2 separate regions of the Homo sapiens genome follow, and region 2 is linked to region 1. Evidence: chromatin loops called from intact Hi-C (ENCODE). Cell type or tissue: PC-9. All regions are shown on one strand. Each heading gives the region's core, and the rest is flanking DNA. Links, peaks and the distances in the headings are about the cores only. Region 1 holds the start of MATN3 (matrilin 3). Region 2 overlaps LAPTM4A-DT (LAPTM4A divergent transcript).

Region 1 (9,047 bases), core at 3,166-7,165:
AGAAGAGTGGCACCATCCTTCAGACCCCAGAATGGTAGATCCACTGACAGCTTGCACTATGCACCTGGAAAAACTGCAGACACTCAGTGCCAGCCTGTGAGAGCAACCAAGAGGGGGGCTGTACCCTGCAAAGCCACAGCAGCAGAGCTGCTCAAGGCCATGGGAATCTACTTCTTGCATGAGTTTGACCTGGAATGTGAGACACAGAGTCAAAGGAGATCATTTTCGAGCTTTAAGATATGACTACCCCTCCCCAGGATTTTGGACTTGCACGGGGCCTCTAGCCCTTTCGTTTTTGTCAATTTCTCCCATTTGGCACAGGTGTATTTACTCATTGCCTGTATCACCCTTGTACCTTGGAAGTAACTAAGTTGCTTTTGATCTTGCAGTCTCATAGGCTGAAGGGACTTCCCTTCTCTCAGATGAGACTTTGGAACTGTGGACTTTTGAGTTAATGCTGAAATGAGTTAAAGCTTTAGGGGACTGTTGGGAAGGCATGATTGGTTTTGAAATGTGAGTACATGAGATTTGGGAGGGGCTGAGGCAGAATGATATGATTTGGCTGTGTCCCCACCCAAATCTTACCTTGAATTGTAATAATCCCCATGTGTCAAGGTTGGTGCCAGGCAGAGATAATTGAGTCATGGGGGTGGTTTCCCCCACACTGTTCTTGTGGTGGTGAATAAGTCTCATGAGAGCTGATGGTTTTATAAACGGGAGTTCCCCTGCACAAGCTTTCTTGCCTGCCACCATGTAAGATGTGCCTGTGCTTCTCCTTTGCCTTCTGCCATGATTGTGAGGGCTCCCCAGTCATGTAGAACTGTGAGTCCATTGAACCTCTTTTCTTTATAAATTACCCAGTCTCAGGTATGTCTTTATTAGCAGCATGAGAACAGACTAATACACCTCCAGAAACTGGAAATTCCTGGGCCCAGAACCCAACCATCTGATTCAGCCCATATAGGGTGGGGGCCCAGGAATCTGTCTTTGATAAGGCCTCCCGGGTGATTCTGACAGTCCAGTTGCAGGCCCACTGCATCAGGGCATGGGGACTACAGGCCTCCTTCCCCTTTGTTTGATTTGCACCCAGAGCTGGAAAAGACTGAACCTCTGAGAGATATGAAAAGGCTTCCATTGGAGGTTTCTGTAAATAGCACAACTGCATGTTTTGTCATAAATCAGTAAGTCTAGGATGTGGAAAAAATATATCTTGGGATCCATGGCCTTGCATGTGTCCTGGGAGATTTTAGAGCCAGGCTCTGCACAACCCGAAGTCAAGAAAGGGCATGACTCTTGGGAGTGACAACTTGTTGGAAGCGGATTCCAACCATGCTTCCCATTTGGCCTGAGCTGAGAGCTAGCAGTTTCCCTACTCGCAGGACACCAAGCAACAAGAACAAAGAAATTGCTCCACCAAGGCTATCTACTTATGAAGATGAAAAGCTGTTAGAAAGTGGTTAGGATTAGATCAGCCAACGTGAGTGGCCTCTTGAGGAGAAGCCAACCTGGAATGAGAGATGAAGGGTTCTTGTTGAATCTTCTAAGAGAAGGGCCCTCTGAGGGCCCCCATCTATCCCCATCATAAGCAATGTCTAAATAAATTGTGCTAGATCCTGTTGTAGTTTCCAAATATTTGCCATTTTTCCAGCAAAAAGTTGATATTAATATTTCCCAACTGCTGCCATCAGGCTTGGCCACGTGGCTTGCTCCAGCCAATAACGTGAATGAAATTGATTTGCCACCTTCTTGCAGGTGCATGATTCTACCATCTTTTTTCCTTCCTTTGCCTCAAGACCAGCACATTCCAGATTGGGCCTGCTCCTATGTCTGGGTGCCAGAATGAAGAAGACATGGAGGAGAGCTGCAGCCAACCTATGAAGGACACATAACACAGCAAGAAATAAACGTCCTTTGTTATAAGAACATGAGTGTGGGGCCATTGGTTACCATAGCATAACCTAGCCAAAGTTGACTAATAAATAGTTTTTTAGAATTGTAAAAAAATTATAGCAATATTAAAGTGATTTTTTTAAAGAAAAGCAACTCTTAATTTACTTTCTAGCCTTGGTTAAATAGTTTTAATTTCCACAGATGCTCACATGCTAATGTGCTGAAACAGACATTACACTTTAGGCTGCGTCTCCCCCAAACTTCTTCCCTAGAAGGAGCCTGGTGTTGGAGGAGGATCTCACTCCACTGCTAGAGAAGGCCAAGGAAGAGATGGTCTGTGGAGCCAATGCCCAGCACAGGGCAGTCTGTTGTCAGTGAAGTGAAACAGAGCACTCGCCACCACTCAATTCCTGGAAAAAGCAGTGCCAGGCTGTTTCTCTTCCTACAAACAATCTATCATGCCTGTTGACTACTCTGCCAAGGAAAGGCTGAATATCAGCTCTGTTCCATGATCTCCCATTTCCTGAAGTCTCAGTCCTAACAGAGGTTGTGAACCTGCATGTGGTAAGGTAGAATTTCTGGGAATTTAGTAGCAAACAATGCAAGCATTGCCTCTGCCCTCTTGGAGCCTATGCTCTAGTGGAGTCTGATGGAATGAATGCATTTAATACATATTAAATAATTACAAAGTGAGTAAGGCCCACTGAAGCAACAAACCAGACACTTGTAATAGATTGAAAGGGCAGAGGCAGCAGAAGAAAATCTATTTAATACAGACGTTTTCAAACATTAGTGAATCATGAATTCTATTTAGATGTTTATAGCCAGATTTTTAAGAAAATGAAATAGAAATGAATGGAGTTGAATAAAATAGGAATCATTGGAGTGCATCACATGTGTTGTCAATATTGCTTTATAAAACTCATTTCTGGGCCAGGCACGGTGGCTCACGCCTGTAATCCCAGCACTTCGGAAGGCCGAGGCGGGCGGATCACGAGGTCAGGAGATCGAGACCATCCTGGCTAACACGGTGAAACTCCATCTCTACTAAAAATACAAAAAAAAAAAAAAAAAATTAGCCAGGCATAGTGGCAGGCACCTGTAGTCCCAACTACTCAGGAGGCTTAGGCAGGAGAATGGTGTGAACCCGGGAGGCGGAGCTTGCAGTGAGCAGAGATCGCACCACTGTACTCCAGCCTGGGCAACAGAGCAAGACTCCGTCTCAAAAAAAAAAAAAAACTTATTTCTGTTGTATATATGTATTATATATTTGTGCAGTAACTGGCTCATAATATAAAATGTGTTGTTATAGTGAATTGTGGTAAAAACAAATTTGAAAAACCTAATTTACAATATGGCTTCAGAGAATCAACTCTGGGGAAGACATTACAGTGAACTGGCTGACTTGATAATTGTTTTTTTATTTACTAGTGAAACTTAATGCTCATGCTTGTACTTCTAAAATGAAACAATAAAAATTAAAACCAATCTTTTATTAAAGGAAGCAAAAGTGTTATGAGTTGCTCTTTTCAAATATTGATTCTACTATTTTGAATAGAAATATGTCTTAAGTTGTAAATGTTAGTTAATAATAGTAGGTCATTAACAGCCCTCTTCAGAACTTACTGGCAATAATGAAATGTGCTTCCTGTGTTTCAGAAATAGTGTTTTTTTTTCTTTTTTAGAGCAAGCCAAACTTTGCCTTCAACCTCATCTCATTTGCAAGCTACTCTCATATAGCTAAGAATTTGGTATTAAAAATAGGCACAGGCCTTAAAACACAAGAGTTTAGATTTAGTTTCCATGTTTTCTGCTTATTCACAGAAATATTGACTGATTGATTGATTGAGACAGGGTCTCACTCTGTCGCCCAGGCTGGAGTGCAGTGCTACGATCATGGCTTACTGTAGCCTCAATGGCCTGAGCTGAAGCAGTCCTCCTACCTCAGTCTCCCGAGTAGTTGGGACCATAGGTGTGTGCCACCACACCTGGCTAATTTTTAAAAAATTTTTCATAAAGATGGAGTCTCACTATGTTGCCCAGGCTGGTCTTGAACTCCTGGGCTCAAGCGCTCCTCCCACCTCCCAAAGTGCTGGGATTACAGGCATGAGCTACCACATCCAGTCTAGAAATATTTATTTAATAAAATAAATATTAATGGGTAGTACCAATCCGTAATTTGTACTATCTTAATCCCTGTGGCAATTAAAAAACAGAGATGGCAATACAACTTGTAGGCTATTGAACATATTCATTTTTCATAATTACTTGTTTTTTTCAGGTGGGTAAATTGCAAAAAACATAGGTAAAGAGTTCTATACTTTCTGGAAAAGACTTCCACCTTGGGATTGAGACAGTTTTGAACACAAAAGAAAACAAATTTTTTTCTCCAAGTACATGGTCTGTCATTTATCAGATTTAAGAAGTCTTGGGACATCTTTTGACAACATTTTCTCCAATGCATCCATGGAATCAAAGGACTTTTCAACTTGTTTGGGGGTAGATTTTTTGGTCTAAAGTTGGAAACATATGTCTTCTTTCAATAGAACAGTGGATGTCTGCACACGTATTTTTCAATGTTTACACCTACAAGTCTATGCACATTCAAGACATTGGCAACAGTGGTGTTATTGGCAAGGGTGGTTGGGATAGTTCCTTTTCACCATATACCTGTAGTATATGCCACAGGTTAGCTGTCAACTCCCATTCCAATGCATGTTTTCCTTTGCCTTCTTCACTGTGGATCAAAAAAGCTAAGAACTTACCTTTCAAGACCCCCTTGTGGCCAGGTGTGGCCATGAGATGTCAGCAGCAAATATCTTTTGGTCCTTTGCTCTTTGGCCTTTGGTCTTCCCTCTTCCTTCATCCTGGAATGCCAACATGATACTTGGAGTTCCAGCAGCCTTGGGAACAAAATCCACACATTAAGGGCAGCAAAGCAGGAGACAAGTGGTTCCTTAAGTAGCTTGCAAGTCTTATTCTACTGCTGAAATCCTAGTTGTGAGAAAAATAATTCTCCCAAGATGTTGAATTTATTGCTTGTAAGAAGTAATGCAAAGTTGAAAGTAATCCTAACATTTGGTCGGTTTCTTTTTTCTTTTCAAAGTTTAGACCAAGTGCATGTATTACCTACTTTAAAAATAATAAAATTCTAAAAACAATGTAAAGTGTATATATAAATCTTTGTTGTATTTCTTAGATTTTTGAATAGTTCAAAAAACCTCTGTTTGGCTTTTTTATGACCTAAGTCTTTAGGTTATCAAAAAGTTATTCTAGTCTTTATCTTGACAAAGTAGTATAAGATAATATGCAGTGGTAGAGAAATATAGCTTTTGCAATATTCCCAAGTAAACACCTGAAAGCAAAGTTACCACCTGGTCCAGCAGCCAGTTGAGTTGGTGACATGCAAGAAGGCCCTACAGCCACCTGAATTCCTCTGTCAGAAGAGCTACCTTTGTTTTATTTGACAATCTTTGGACATCAGATGTAAGACAACCGCCCTGGAGTGTGAACTCTGGAGATACAAACTTATCAGACAATTTCTATTTCATTCAAGATGGCATGACTTTCATACACCAGCATCTGAAATTGTCTGAGATACTGACAACGAATGTGTAGGGACATTCACCAGGGAGCTGAGATTTTTATTTTGAGCTCTTTAAAACAGTGCCCCCCAGTGGTATGCAATAGAAAAAAAAAATCACAAGATTAATATATCCACATTGTTGGTGCAAACAGAACCCATTCCTGCTAGAATGAGCTGAAAAAGAGGCTAAGCATGGTGGCTCACATGTATAATCCTAGCACTTTGGCAAGCTGAGGTGGGAGGATCACTTGAGCCCAGGAGTTCAAGATCAGCCTGGGCAACATAATTAGACCCTGTCTCTATAAAGAATAAAAAAAAATTAGTTGGGCGTGGTGGTGCACACCTGTGGTCCCAGCAACTCGGGAGGCTGAGGCAGGAGGATTGCTTGAACCTGGAGGATTGCTTGAGCCCAGAAAGTTGAGGTTGCAGTGAGCTCTGATGACACCATTGCACTCCAGCCTGGGTGACAGAATGAGACCCTGTTTATAATAATAATAATAAAGAAACAGAAAAAGTATATATTAAGGGTATTATTTGTCCCACTACTAGCTCAAAGTACAAATGGAAAAGCCAACCATTCCTCAAGAAACATCACTCCCCAGTTGAAGTGGAATTCCAAATGTTATAATCAATATGTGTTGACTACGAATGTGAATAGTGCCCCTGTGAACTTGTGCAATGTACACCTACACCATCCATATGTAGCCCTGGATATTAAGTGGTTCAAATAATTTCTGGAAAGGTTCAAGAATCAAGCTTGGAAGCCACACAGTCATCAACCATTCCCAAAATTATACTGCAGGTTTGCTATATGGGAGACCTAGAGTCACTGCTGCTTGGCATAGACACCACATATGATCGATGAAGACTGGGCCACTTATGTACATCCTAGCTGCAAGAGATGCTGGGGAAGCAAGTTCTTGGAGTCAACTTGGGGAGGTGCTGACTCATGAAGTTGGAAATCCCTAAATTTAGGAAGGTATTTGTGATGGTGAATTTTAATGTGTCATCTTGACTGGGCTAATGGATGCCCAGATAGCTATTAAATATTATTTCTGGGTGTGTCTGTGAGGATGTTTCTGGAAGAGATTAGCATTTGAATCGGTAGACTGAGCAAAGAAGATCACCTTCATCTATGTGAGTGGAGTGGGCATCATCCAATCTGTTGAGGGCTTGAATGGAGCAAAAAGACAGTGGAAGGCAAATGTGTTCTCTGCTGGAGCTGGGCCAACCAGCTTCTCCTGTCCTTGGACATCAGCATTCCTGGTTCTTGGGTCTCTGGACTCAGATTGGGCCTTATGTCATTGGCTCTCCTGCTCTTGGGCCTTCAGGCTTGGACTGGATTACACCACTGGCTTTCCTGGGCCCCCAGCTTGCAGACAGCAGACTGTGGGACTTCTCAGCCTTCATAATCGCATGAACCAATCCCTCATAATCTCAATTACTCCCCCCACCCTCTCTCTATATGTATGTGTATATAAAATTTATTGGTTTTGTTTCTCTCAAGAACCCTGACTAATGTAGGGTTCAAAGGCTTTGGGGATCATTCTAAAAGCAAGACGAAAGACAAATGTCCACCAGAGCTTGCAAATACTGTATTTATCAATCCCTCCTCTTCTTGGCATAGTTTCTTTCAAACTTCTTAGTGTCCTCTTCCCATTATTACAAACTTCTCGTTTCTTCTAAGGTCCTTCTAAATTGGTGAGTTCTCAGTGGGAGTTGAGTGACCTTTTCCCTCAGTGTGACTATCACTGCCCAATGTCATTGATACATTATACAACTCCCCATCCCCACTTCCCCTCAGCTCCTGTTAACCACCATTCTTTCTGTCTCTATGAATTTGACTACTCTAGATTCCCCATGTAAATGGAATCATACAGTATTTGTCTTTTTGTGACTAGCTTATTTCACTTAACATAATACTCTCAAGGTTCATCCATTTTGTAGCATCTGCCAAAATTTCCTCCCTTTTAAGGCTGAACAGTATTCCATTGTACGTAGATACTGCATTTTGCTTTTCCATTCACACAAAGAGAGACACTTGGGTTGTTTCCGCCTCTTGGCTATTGTGTATAATGCTGCTACCAGCATGGGGTACAAATATGAGAAGTGAGGTTTAGGATCGTGTGAGGAGGATCACTTGTAGAGGGAAAATAGTGAAATAGGACGACCAGATAGGCTCTGTTGGAACTCGCGCCCATTGTTTTAAGACGCAGCTCAAATGTCACCTGGTTTTAGAAGTCTTCCTGGTCTCCGCAGGCAGTCAGTATCTCTTTCCTAAATCCACCACATTCCCGTAGACAGACACCACATTTATGCAAATCTCCTTCTCACAGACAGTGAGTTCCATGGGGGTCCCCTGGCAGCCTCCAGCCCTGTACCATGCTAACTCTTCCGGAGAGGAAATGGGGCCTCGGGAGAGCCTTTGAAGCCTGTGTTGGTACAGGCTGTCCTTCCAGCTAACGGGGCTCTCTGGGGAATGTATGTTTGACTTTCTATTCCCGGTAATATAAGTTCAAATGTTTGTGGATATTTGAAGCTCGGATGAAAGCGTTTCTATTCATGCCCCTAGAATCTGTGAGGCCTTTTCTTTCTTTTTTTTTTTTTAAACAAGAGCCCACAGCAAAACTTGGGTTACTTGGCTGAGGAAAGGAATGTAGAGCTAGGAGCAGGGTTTCATCTTCAGCCCCAGTCGGGCAAACCAGTGGCAGAAGGGAAAGCAGAGCCCAGGGGTCCCCATCCCGTACCTGGGGCGCAGGCCCCGCTGGGGTGGGAGGGAGAGTGGAGGGCCGGGCAGGCTGCAGCCGCGGATGGCTGCCCCCCCTGCCCCGGTGTTACTGGGAGGACGGAGGTTGCGACAGCAGCCGAGCCCACCCAGTTGCAGCCGGCTCGGGGCTTAGGGCAGGGGCGGGAGGTGACCACCGCGCCGCTGGCCGCCTCGCCCAGACATTCCGTTTCTGCCGCTGGAATGCGCGGACAAGGCTCCTTGTTGGCCTTGGGCGGGGTTCGCCGGGCCGGCCTGGCGCTCGAGGCCCCGGGGCGGGGCGGGGCCCGAGGCCGCGGGACCTTTAAATCCGAGCCTCGCGTGGGCTCCTGGCCCCCGACGGACACCACCAGGCCCACGGAGCCCACCATGCCGCGCCCGGCCCCCGCGCGCCGCCTCCCGGGACTCCTCCTGCTGCTCTGGCCGCTGCTGCTGCTGCCCTCCGCCGCCCCCGACCCCGTGGCCCGCCCGGGCTTCCGGAGGCTGGAGACCCGAGGTCCCGGGGGCAGCCCTGGACGCCGCCCCTCTCCTGCGGCTCCCGACGGCGCGCCCGCTTCCGGGACCAGCGAGCCTGGCCGCGCCCGCGGTGCAGGTACAGGCGGGCGGCGGGAGGGACGCGTGAGCATCGAACGAGGAGAAGCCCAGGGCATCCACCAAGCGCGCTTCATCCCGGCCTCAGGCCGACCGTGGTGCGGGGGAAAGAGGCCCCTCCCGGATGAATCCTGTGGGGGAAACTGAGGTCCAGAGAAGGGGAGGGAGATGCCCAATATCACTCATGTGTCCAGGCTAGAGATGTGGGTCTCCTGA
Region 2 (9,047 bases), core at 2,902-6,901, 78 kb before region 1:
GCGAGAGATTGCGTTTAGAAGCAAATGTGAAAATCAGTTGTCTTCTACTAATCCAGGTCTTAAAGGGAGGGTTGCAAAAGTATAAAATAATGCCACTTTCTGTACATTAAAAAAAAACTAGTTATTTTTATTAAAATGTTATACTGGCTGGGCGCAGTGGCTCACATCTGTAATCCCAGCACTTTGGGAAGCTGAGGCGAGTGGATCACCTGAGGTCAGGAGTTCAAGACCAGTCTGGCCAACATGATGAAACCCCGTCTCTACTAAAAATACAAACAAATTAGCCAGGTGTGGTGGCGCCTGTAGTGCCAGCTGAGGAGGCATGAGATGGAGGCTGAGGCACAAGAATTGTTTGAACCCAGGAGGCAGGGGTTGCAGTGAGCCGAGATTGTGCCACTGCACTCCAGCCTGAGTGACAGAGCGAGACTCCGTCTCAAAAAAAGAAAAAAATAATAAAAAGAAAAGGAAAAAGAAAAAGTTATATTATAAAATGAAATTTTTAAATAAATATTAAAATTATCAGTGTTAGTTGCCAGTATGGTATAACTCAGTAGATATTAGCCACATAAACATATTGGGATCCTCAATAATTTTTGAGAGCGTAAACATGTAAAAAGTGTCAAGGAACAAACTGGTTCGGATAGAGTAGCTGTAGCCCGGCTTGGGCGGCTGCTGCCCCTGCCCCAAGGAGCCAACTGAAGCCTGGTGTTTCCCTAGGAACGTACCAAGTGCTGACCTGCACGCAGGGAGAAGGGGCAGATGCGGCTAAGACGAGTTGACATTACAAGGCAGCGACGCAAGAGGGCGGCCTTACCCACGGGCAGGTTTCTTGTGCTGGATGCAAGATGACTGATGCAAATGTCAGTTTTATTCACCTCATTAACGAAAAGCAACTTTGGTTTCTTGTTTACAATGATATAATTTTTACCTCTCTTGTGTTTCTCTGGCTCAATATGGGTTCCAGTAAACACGTGCTGCCTGCTCATTTAAGGACTCCACACTGGGGCATCCTATGTGCTGGGGCAGGCACTCCCTGGTCACACCCCTCTGGCCCCTCAGGACGGAATCACAGAAAGACACATCAGCCCTTTGACCCTGTGTCTCCTGAAGTGGCCGCTGGAACACTGGCCTCCCACGGGTCCTAGTGAGGGTAGGCGGACATTTACTCCGGGGACCTCCATAGTGGCAACCGTCCAGGCTGGCCACTCCTGGTTCCGGCTGACATCTCACACTTTGCTTTGTGATACCACAAAGATGTTTTCTTGGTTTGTGTGTGTCTCTGGCCCATCCCTGTGGTTCCCAATGCCTGAGACTGGTTCATAGCAAGTAACCAGACTGGGTCTTTAGAGGTAATTAGGGGAGGGGATGGGCACTGGGAGGGTCCCTGGCTGGAGGTAAGGGACCCAGCTTCCAGGAGGCCTCCTGAGTGCCCTTAGGCCAGTCATGTGTCCCCTGGAGCCACAGCTTCTCATCTTTCAAAGGGGACTTCTGCCTGGGTCAGAGAGCTGTTATGGGACTCAGGTGGCACAACCGTGCGGTGGGCGCTGTCTGCCATGATACTGAAGTATGAAGTACGGGTGTTTATGGAATTCTTTTCTCTCTCCTATTGGCGGGGGCAGTGGAAGGTGTTTTTTTTGTTTGTTTGTTTTTTGTTTTTTGTTGTTTTTTTTTTTTTTTTGAGACAGAGTCTGGCTCTGTCGCCCAGGCTGGAGTGCAGTGGCGCGATCTCGGCTCACTGCAAGCTCCACCTCCCGGGTTCACGCCATTCTCCTACCTCAGCCTCCTGAGTAGCTGGGACTACAGGCGCCTGCCACCAAGCCCAGCTAATTTTTTTGTATTTTTAGTAGAGACAGTGTTTCACCGTGTTAGCCAGGATGGTCTCGATCTCCTGACCTCGTGATCCACCCGCCTCGGCCTCCCAAAGTGCTGGGATTACAGGCGTGATCCACCGCGCCCAGCCGGGCAGTGGAAGGTTTTTGACAGGGAAAGGGCACAGTCTGTTTTGTGCCTTGGAAGGGTGTATCTGGTGACTGGTGAGAATGTTTGATTGATTGATCGATTGAGACAAAGTCTCTCTCTCTTGCCCAGGCTGGAGTGCAGTGGCACAATCATGGCTCAGTGCAGCCTCAACTCCCTGGGCTGAAGCCATCCTCCCACCTCAGCCTCCTGAGTAACTGGAACTGTAGGCATGTGCCACCATGCCAGGCTATTTTTTTTAGTGTTTCATAGAGATGGGATCTTACTACATTGCCCAGGTTGGTCTCAAACTCCTGGACTCAAGAGATCCTCCCACCGTGGCCTCCCAAAGTGCTAGGATTACAGGTGTGAGCCACCAGGCCTAGCCAGGAGAATGTTTTAGAGCACAAACTAAGTGGAGGGATGGGAGTTAGGAGGCAGTTGACAGGGGCCAGATAAAAGATGATGAAAGCCATCTGAGGTAGGCTATGAGAATGGAGGGCAGAGGGTGGGTGGGTGAGAAACCCTAGGAGCAGATGGAGGAGGCTTGGTCATCGGTTAGATTAAAGTGGGAAGGGGCCAGGGTAAGAACAGCCTAGGACAACTCCCAGGGCCTCTAGAAGGGGAAGGAGTAACTTGTTCTTCTAGACGGAGGGCGTTTTCCTCACTGGTCCAGCCTCACTGAGTTTGCTCAGATCCTGAAGGTGGTACAGGCTTTGTGTCTGGCAGCCTGAGGGCTCTCAGAGGGGCCTCTGCGGTCCCAGTTGGCTCTTCAGCAGCCAGGACCCCACCCCCATCAACCACTGACTCAGTAGGATGGACACAGGCTCCCACAAATAGGACTCCCCCTCATTGTGGTAGACAATTCATTAAATGTGGGCAGAGAAACATATTTACAGAGACTATTTCATTCCCTTTTATAAGTCATTTTCCAACACAGTGACATAAGCATAGTTGTTGGACATTGGAGCTACTGGGACTTTTAGAATTCTAGTCCAGCACCTTCATTTTACAGACGGGAAAATTGTGTCCCAAATAATTCAATTTGACAAACAATGAGCATTGAGCACCTATGATGTGGCAAGTAAAATCAAGCAGAGTAAGAGACTATGAACTGATGCATGGGGTGACATCTTAGGCTGTTCAGGAGCAGTTTCTCTAATAAGATGAGACTTAGGACCTCCCAGGCACTTCATCGACATGAAGGCCTTCAGCGGAGGCAGAAAGTGGACCGCAGAACTCCCTTTCCAAAGTAAGCTTACGCTCTGACTCCTACCACAGGCAAACTTAGCTGGATGCCTTTGCTTCCCTGGCTACATTCTAGAACGACAAGATCTGGTTACATTCTGGGGAAAATGGTATTTCCATCTATATTCAAAGGGTGGAAAAAAATACCTACTGTCAGAGAAATTGTCAAGGAAATATTTCAAGAAAATGTCCCAGACAAGAGGGACAAGTTTCCACATTAAAAGGGCCCATTCCAGCACAATGGATGAAGAGACCTACAGCAAGGTCGGTTATTGTGAAATTTCACAACACTGGGGACAAAGAGAAGATGTAAAAGCTCCCAGAAGAACAGAAAAAAAAAATCCCATCACATACAAAGGAGACAGAAATCAAGCTGGCTTTATGTTTCTCAGTTGCAACATTTTTTAAAGCAATGGAGCAGTGTTTTCAAAATTCTAAAGGAAAATGATTTCTAACCTAAAACCTATACCCAGCCAACCTATCAATCAACTGCAAGGGTAGAAAAGACTTTTCCAGGTATTCAAGTATCACGGCCCCAAATGCACCTTTTCTCAGAAAGCTACTGGGGGATGTGCTCTATCAAAACATAGGGGTGAAATGAGGAAGAAGGCAAGGGGACCTTAACCCAGGAGAGAGATGAAGGGATTTTCCCAAATGGTTATGCACAGGACTCTAGGGTTCAGAAGAGCTTCCCAGGAGGGTGAAGTTGGTAGGACACCACAGGCTTTCTGAACAGCCTGAAAGGAGATGTCTATACTTGACAAAAACTTTGGGGTTTCATTAGTAATAAGTACTTAGAAACTTAAACAAACTAAAACAAAGAAGCAAACAACAAGGTAATGATTAATTTCAGGAAAAGTACAAAATAAGCAAGCAAAAGGTTACCATGGTCTACTATATGATTCAGCTGTGAGTATTGTTGATGTAGTAATAATAATGTAATGCAAACTATTAATGAACTAAAATTATAATGTAACTCTATTTGAAGGGATAGGAAGTATGTTTATGTATACTGCTCTCACTATACATAAACATCTCATCTTCTGTAGCAGAAACTCAACGAATGACATTATAAGTAGAAAAATCAAATAGTAATCTAAGCATAATATTTACAGCTATGAAGGTAAATACTAAAAGAACCAGCTGAAAGCTTGGGAAGCAGGAAAAGGCAAAATCTGAGACTGGGGGCAGGGATCCTTAAACTATGACCATGCATAAACAATAAAAATTCAAACTAAACTCCCCCTCCCCAGGCATTCAGTGTTCTTTGTGGTTTGGCCTCAAGCTGTTTTTACAAGCTTATTTTCCACTGCCCCTCCTTCTTCTGACATACCCCTGATGCCCCAGCTTCAATTATAAACCCCTCCCAGAAACTGCCACCTTTCTCTAGAATGGCTTCCTCCTGCCTGTCTCAAGGTCCTAACTTAAACCCAACCTCTCCCAAGAAGCCTTCTCAGATCCCACAGAGCCAACCCCACCCACCGCCCAAGGAGGAATCAGCTGTTCAGGCTTCCTCCTCCTTATTGCAGCCATCCTGCTCCTCACGGGCTAAGGATCCATGCATGAGGCTGCCTCCCCACTGGGACCCAGGAGCCTGAGAGCAGGGCCTTGCCACTGTCTCCTACAGGGCCCAGCACCCCTGTGTATGGCCCCAGTTGCCTTGTTGAATCACAGTCCTTGGCATCAGGGCCAGATTCATACGTGGGGTGATATCAGTCACTCCAGAAGCCCCAACCCTGGGCTGTGAGGGTGGCCGACGGTGACTTCCTCCTGCCATTCAGGACAGAGGCCAGAGGCCTTCTTTCCCTGCTGGGCTCATGCTGCCAACATGCTCCTCCCAGGCTGCCCCCCACTCACTGGCTGGGCCCAGTCTTTCCCCTCACAGCCCTGTCCCTTGGCTTCTAGGCTCTCAACCTGTTTAGAAGGCAAGCTTGGTACAGGAGTCAGATTTCCTCGGAAAGATGGGGGGACAGTTAATTGAAAAAGGAGTACGTGTTCTTCTGGTGTCTTCTCACATTACCAGGAGGTCGCCAGCCCTTGGCATGGCCTTGTCTGAGGGATTTTGGCAAGGCAGGCTTGCTGTGTCTTTAATAAAAGCCCAAGCTCCCAGAGAGACCGTGTGGATGTCCTGCAGGGGGTGCCTTTGAGAGGAGCATGGAAGAGAGATTTTTTTTTTTCTCCCAGGCTGGAGGGAGATCACAGGGAAGCCTGTGAACAAAAGGCCAGCCCAGGTGCACCTTGGCCCCCTGGACCTTAGACCCCAGGGCTTCCAGCCTTGCCAGACATTCCCACAGTGGCTCAGAGCCACTGACCCGACGGGTCCATTTCAGATTCCTTCAGTCTGTGGTTGTCCAAACGGTAAATAGGAAGACCAGTAACTGATGACAGCAGGAAGTTCCTGAAGTTTTCACGCTGTGTAAGACCCCCACAGCCTGGGCACAGTCCTGGTGTGTGGGGATTTGGGGCAAATTAAAGTTGATTTGGAAGAATTAAGGCTAAGAGTCAGTGGGTCTCAGAGGCTTCTGCCCTTGCAGCCTACCTGGGCTGAGTGTGCACATGGCTGGGATCTCAGCGACACGTGAGGATGGCTTTTGTTCCCAGGGTGGCTGTGCCAATGAGGATGGCGAGGTCACACCAGAGACTGGGTGCCAAAAAGTGCCAAATTGCTCACAAGGGGAAAGGAATTACCACAAACAGTTTAGGCTAATTAATTCATCTCGTGAGGCTGGAAGGGGTGCTTGGATTCATGGCCACCTTCTACCAGGACAAGACGAAAAAGTGGCCAAAGAAGCCTGGTGGCTGGGAAGCCCTGGTGTCTGCCTCACACCTGCTTCAATGTGGTCCATACTGGGGAGGACTTTGCATGTCGCTGTGTAACCTGGAAGGAAGGGAAGAAGGAAAGAAGATCGACCTGTTCTTTCTGATGGAGCACGCCCCACCCTAAGCCTGGGGCAGGCATGTGTGGGCCTGCCTGGCTCAGTGATGGGGAGGCCACCAGAAATCTGTCTTGGGGACACAAGAGCTTTCTGGGAAAACATTCAAATTTGAGGACACAAAGTGTATCTTCACAAAGAGGACCCAGACCCAAGTCTGAATCAGTAAGAATCCCTTACTGACAAATCTCGAAGATGAGGAATGTTGGAAGGCCCACAGAATGGCCACCACTCTGGTTCATTCCCCCGCCCGGCGCCCTCATGCCTTCAACAGTAGAGTTAGTTCCATAGTTGAGTTAAAATAGAATGAGTGACTTCACCAAAGCTCTGTGAGTTATTGCAGCTTGCACTTTGAAACCATCTGGGAAGTGTAGCATTTTCCTGTAACAACGTGGCTTGGAAGACCCCAGACAACATAGTGCCGCTATGGCACCTCATGGGGAGCCTGGTTCATCATCATGGTGGTGACCTGGGGCAGTGGCAGTGGCACCGGGCAAAGGCGGCAGAGGCTGGTGGGATCTGGCAGCGGGCCCCAGGTGGGTCGTGGTGGCCCCAGCAGGTGACTTCATCTAGAGGGGGACACCAGCTGGGCCTCGGCGGGCACATACCTTTCCAGGAATTAGAAATAGGCACCCAGTCTGGGCCCCCCTCCGCTGGTCAGAAGCAGAACTTGACAAGCAGGGCTCAGGCTGTGTTCCAGGCTCAGGCTGTGTTCCAGCCTCTGCTTACTCCAGGCCAGGCACCTTTGGGTGACGGCCCTGGACACCAGTGAAACCCCGTAGGAAATCCAGATGTGCAGAGAAGAGACTGGGGGTGCCATGGACGTGGGGGCTGGGAAAACACCCTGGCTAGAGCAATGTTTTAAAATCTAGAAAACCATGAAGAAAATAATGGAAAGCATTTGTAACCTCAGCATTTGATCTTCAAGTTTCAGAAAACTCGATGCAGAGCGAAATCCGATTCTGAGGGTCGTTTAAGAGACCTTCCTTCAGGAGATGCTTTGGGTCTCACTGGAGGAACCAGGGCTTTGCTAGACCCCGGGCGCAGCTGCTCCCTCACTTGCCTGCAGCCCTGGCCAGGATGACTACAGTTTATGCTGAAAAGCGTTACTGCTTCCTGTGCAGTCCCCACTCAGGAATTCCATTTCTCTTGGTAAGAGTCCATGTGTCAGATTCCTGGGGCTCACTGTCCCTGGAAAGCCCCCAAGCTCTGGAAAATGATTCATCGATTCATGCTCATTTCAGAATATTGCTTGAGAACCTTCTCTGCCCCATCCTTACCTTCAGGGAAAAAAAAAAAATCAGTGTGTAAAAAGGCCAACATAATCGCTGGCACTCCTCCCCTCTGCCTGCGTGGGCCAGCACCTCTAACTCCCTGCAGCTGTCCCTTCTACTCAAAAGCCTGGCCCCGCTGTGTCAGGGCCATCATGAGGCCCCCATCACGAGGTCCTCACACCGCCTGCCAGAGATCTGGCTCAGGCTGCTTCCTCGCAGCAGTCATTCCCAGGAGGTCTCATTGTACGTCCCCAGCTTCATTCTGCCTTTTGCAATATCCCTTAGTATTGGCTCAGGAATAGTCTCCACCCTTTTCTTAAAGGTCCCAACAGATGAGAGAAGGTGATTGCAATGGAAGGAGGAACTGCTTCCATTGCACTCCTCTGATAAAACTTCAAGGTTCTGAAGGTCATAAGAGGTGGAAATGGAATAAGAAGGGTATTTTGAACCCCTTTAGCCCTGGACAGTGTGAACACACATCACCCTCACACACACGCTGACACAACACACCTGCATGCTCACACCTGAGTGCTCACACTGTGTAACGGGCTCAACCTCAAGCTGACCCCTAAGAACTTTAACGCTTCCCTGAGTGGGAAAGGGGTTGCAAACAGCTTCCGACACCAGAGGTGGAGGCTTCAGTTGTCTTTTAGGGAAGATCCTTCTTTTTGCTTTTCTTCCTTCCTTGTCTCTCTCCCTTCCTTCTTCTTTCCTTCCTTCCTTCCTTTTTTTCCTGGCTTCTTTCCTTCCTCAGCAAAAAGGGCCCTTGAGTCCCACAAATGTAGTGTGACCATTGTCCTTGGGGGAAACTGTAGTTATTAACTCATAAAAGATTGTGTATAGACCCGTGTAATGAGGAATGTCTGAGTTGTCACCAAAGCTGCTGGGAATTTGTGTGGGGTAGGAGGTGGCGAGGGGTGTATGTGCAGGGACAATGTGGAAAGAAGGGAAGAAAAGAGCTTCCGAAGTGTGGAGGAGGAGGAGGGACAACCCTGGGCCTTCACGTGGCTTGTTCCTGGGGTGAGGCGGTCACTGCCCAGGCATTTCACACCGGCCGTTATGAGGGCTTCTCGAAAGCTTTTTCTTCAGGAAAATGAAAATACATAAACACCACAGATATGCTCACAGATAATTGTACTACATTGTTCGGAAGTAAAAGAACTGTTTCTAAAAAAATAAAAATATTATAAACACCACCTAATCAACACGTTGAAATTAATAGCTGAACTGTGTGAGTGCATACTGTCAGCAAGCTATGGACATGTTGCCCTCCATGAGCTGGCGCTCCAGTGTGCTTGGGGAGGCCATCCCAGGCGGAGAGGGCTTCTTTGAGGGGGTGCAGGCTGAACAGAGGGAGGAAGCCGAGGGGCTGCTTTCATGAGGCACTTGGTGGGAGGCAGGATCAGGAATAGCACTTTTCTTCCTCATTTACACGGAGGCAGAGCACCATCACTGCTCTGGCCATGGGGAGTGGACCTTGGCGGCTTTCAGGTGATCACATCACCGAGAGTCCTTCAGGAAACTTGAAGAGCAATGGGCACTGGCTGGGGAGGCCAGACCAAGAGAGGATACCAGGAGTGCCAGGACATCTGTGGTGGACCAATGGGCTCGGGAACTCTTGGGGTCCCCTTTTGAA

The links. Hi-C counts contacts between places; a loop is a spot of excess contacts. Peaks named below come from ENCODE experiments on the same cell type or tissue, not always from the same donor. Only the 100,000 strongest peaks of a DNase experiment are listed, where the experiment ranks them.
Region 2: a loop joins it to region 1, with 8 times the contacts of the local background. A loop is called at or near these places in 105 of 110 quality-filtered maps.

Annotation. Positions count from the first base shown.
Region 1 is chr2:20,012,194-20,021,240 of GRCh38, reverse strand. MATN3 (matrilin 3) reads left to right here and starts at 8,573. Exons shown (of 8, transcript NM_002381.5): 1 at 8,573-8,832. The coding sequence starts at 8,610. RefSeq lists an enhancer at 8,857-9,047. In PC-9, for the core only: CTCF peaks have their summits at 5,383 and 5,584 (motif pointing left); a DNase peak (open chromatin) is centred at 5,560.
Region 2 is chr2:20,090,107-20,099,153 of GRCh38, reverse strand. All of the region lies in intron 2 of LAPTM4A-DT (LAPTM4A divergent transcript), which reads right to left. Among named protein-coding and RNA genes, the nearest start is that of LAPTM4A-DT, 42 kb to the right of the region's middle. RefSeq lists enhancers at 6,895-7,394, 7,395-7,896. In PC-9, for the core only: CTCF peaks have their summits at 5,137 and 5,337 (motif pointing right); a DNase peak (open chromatin) is centred at 5,333; H3K27ac peaks cover 1,503 bases.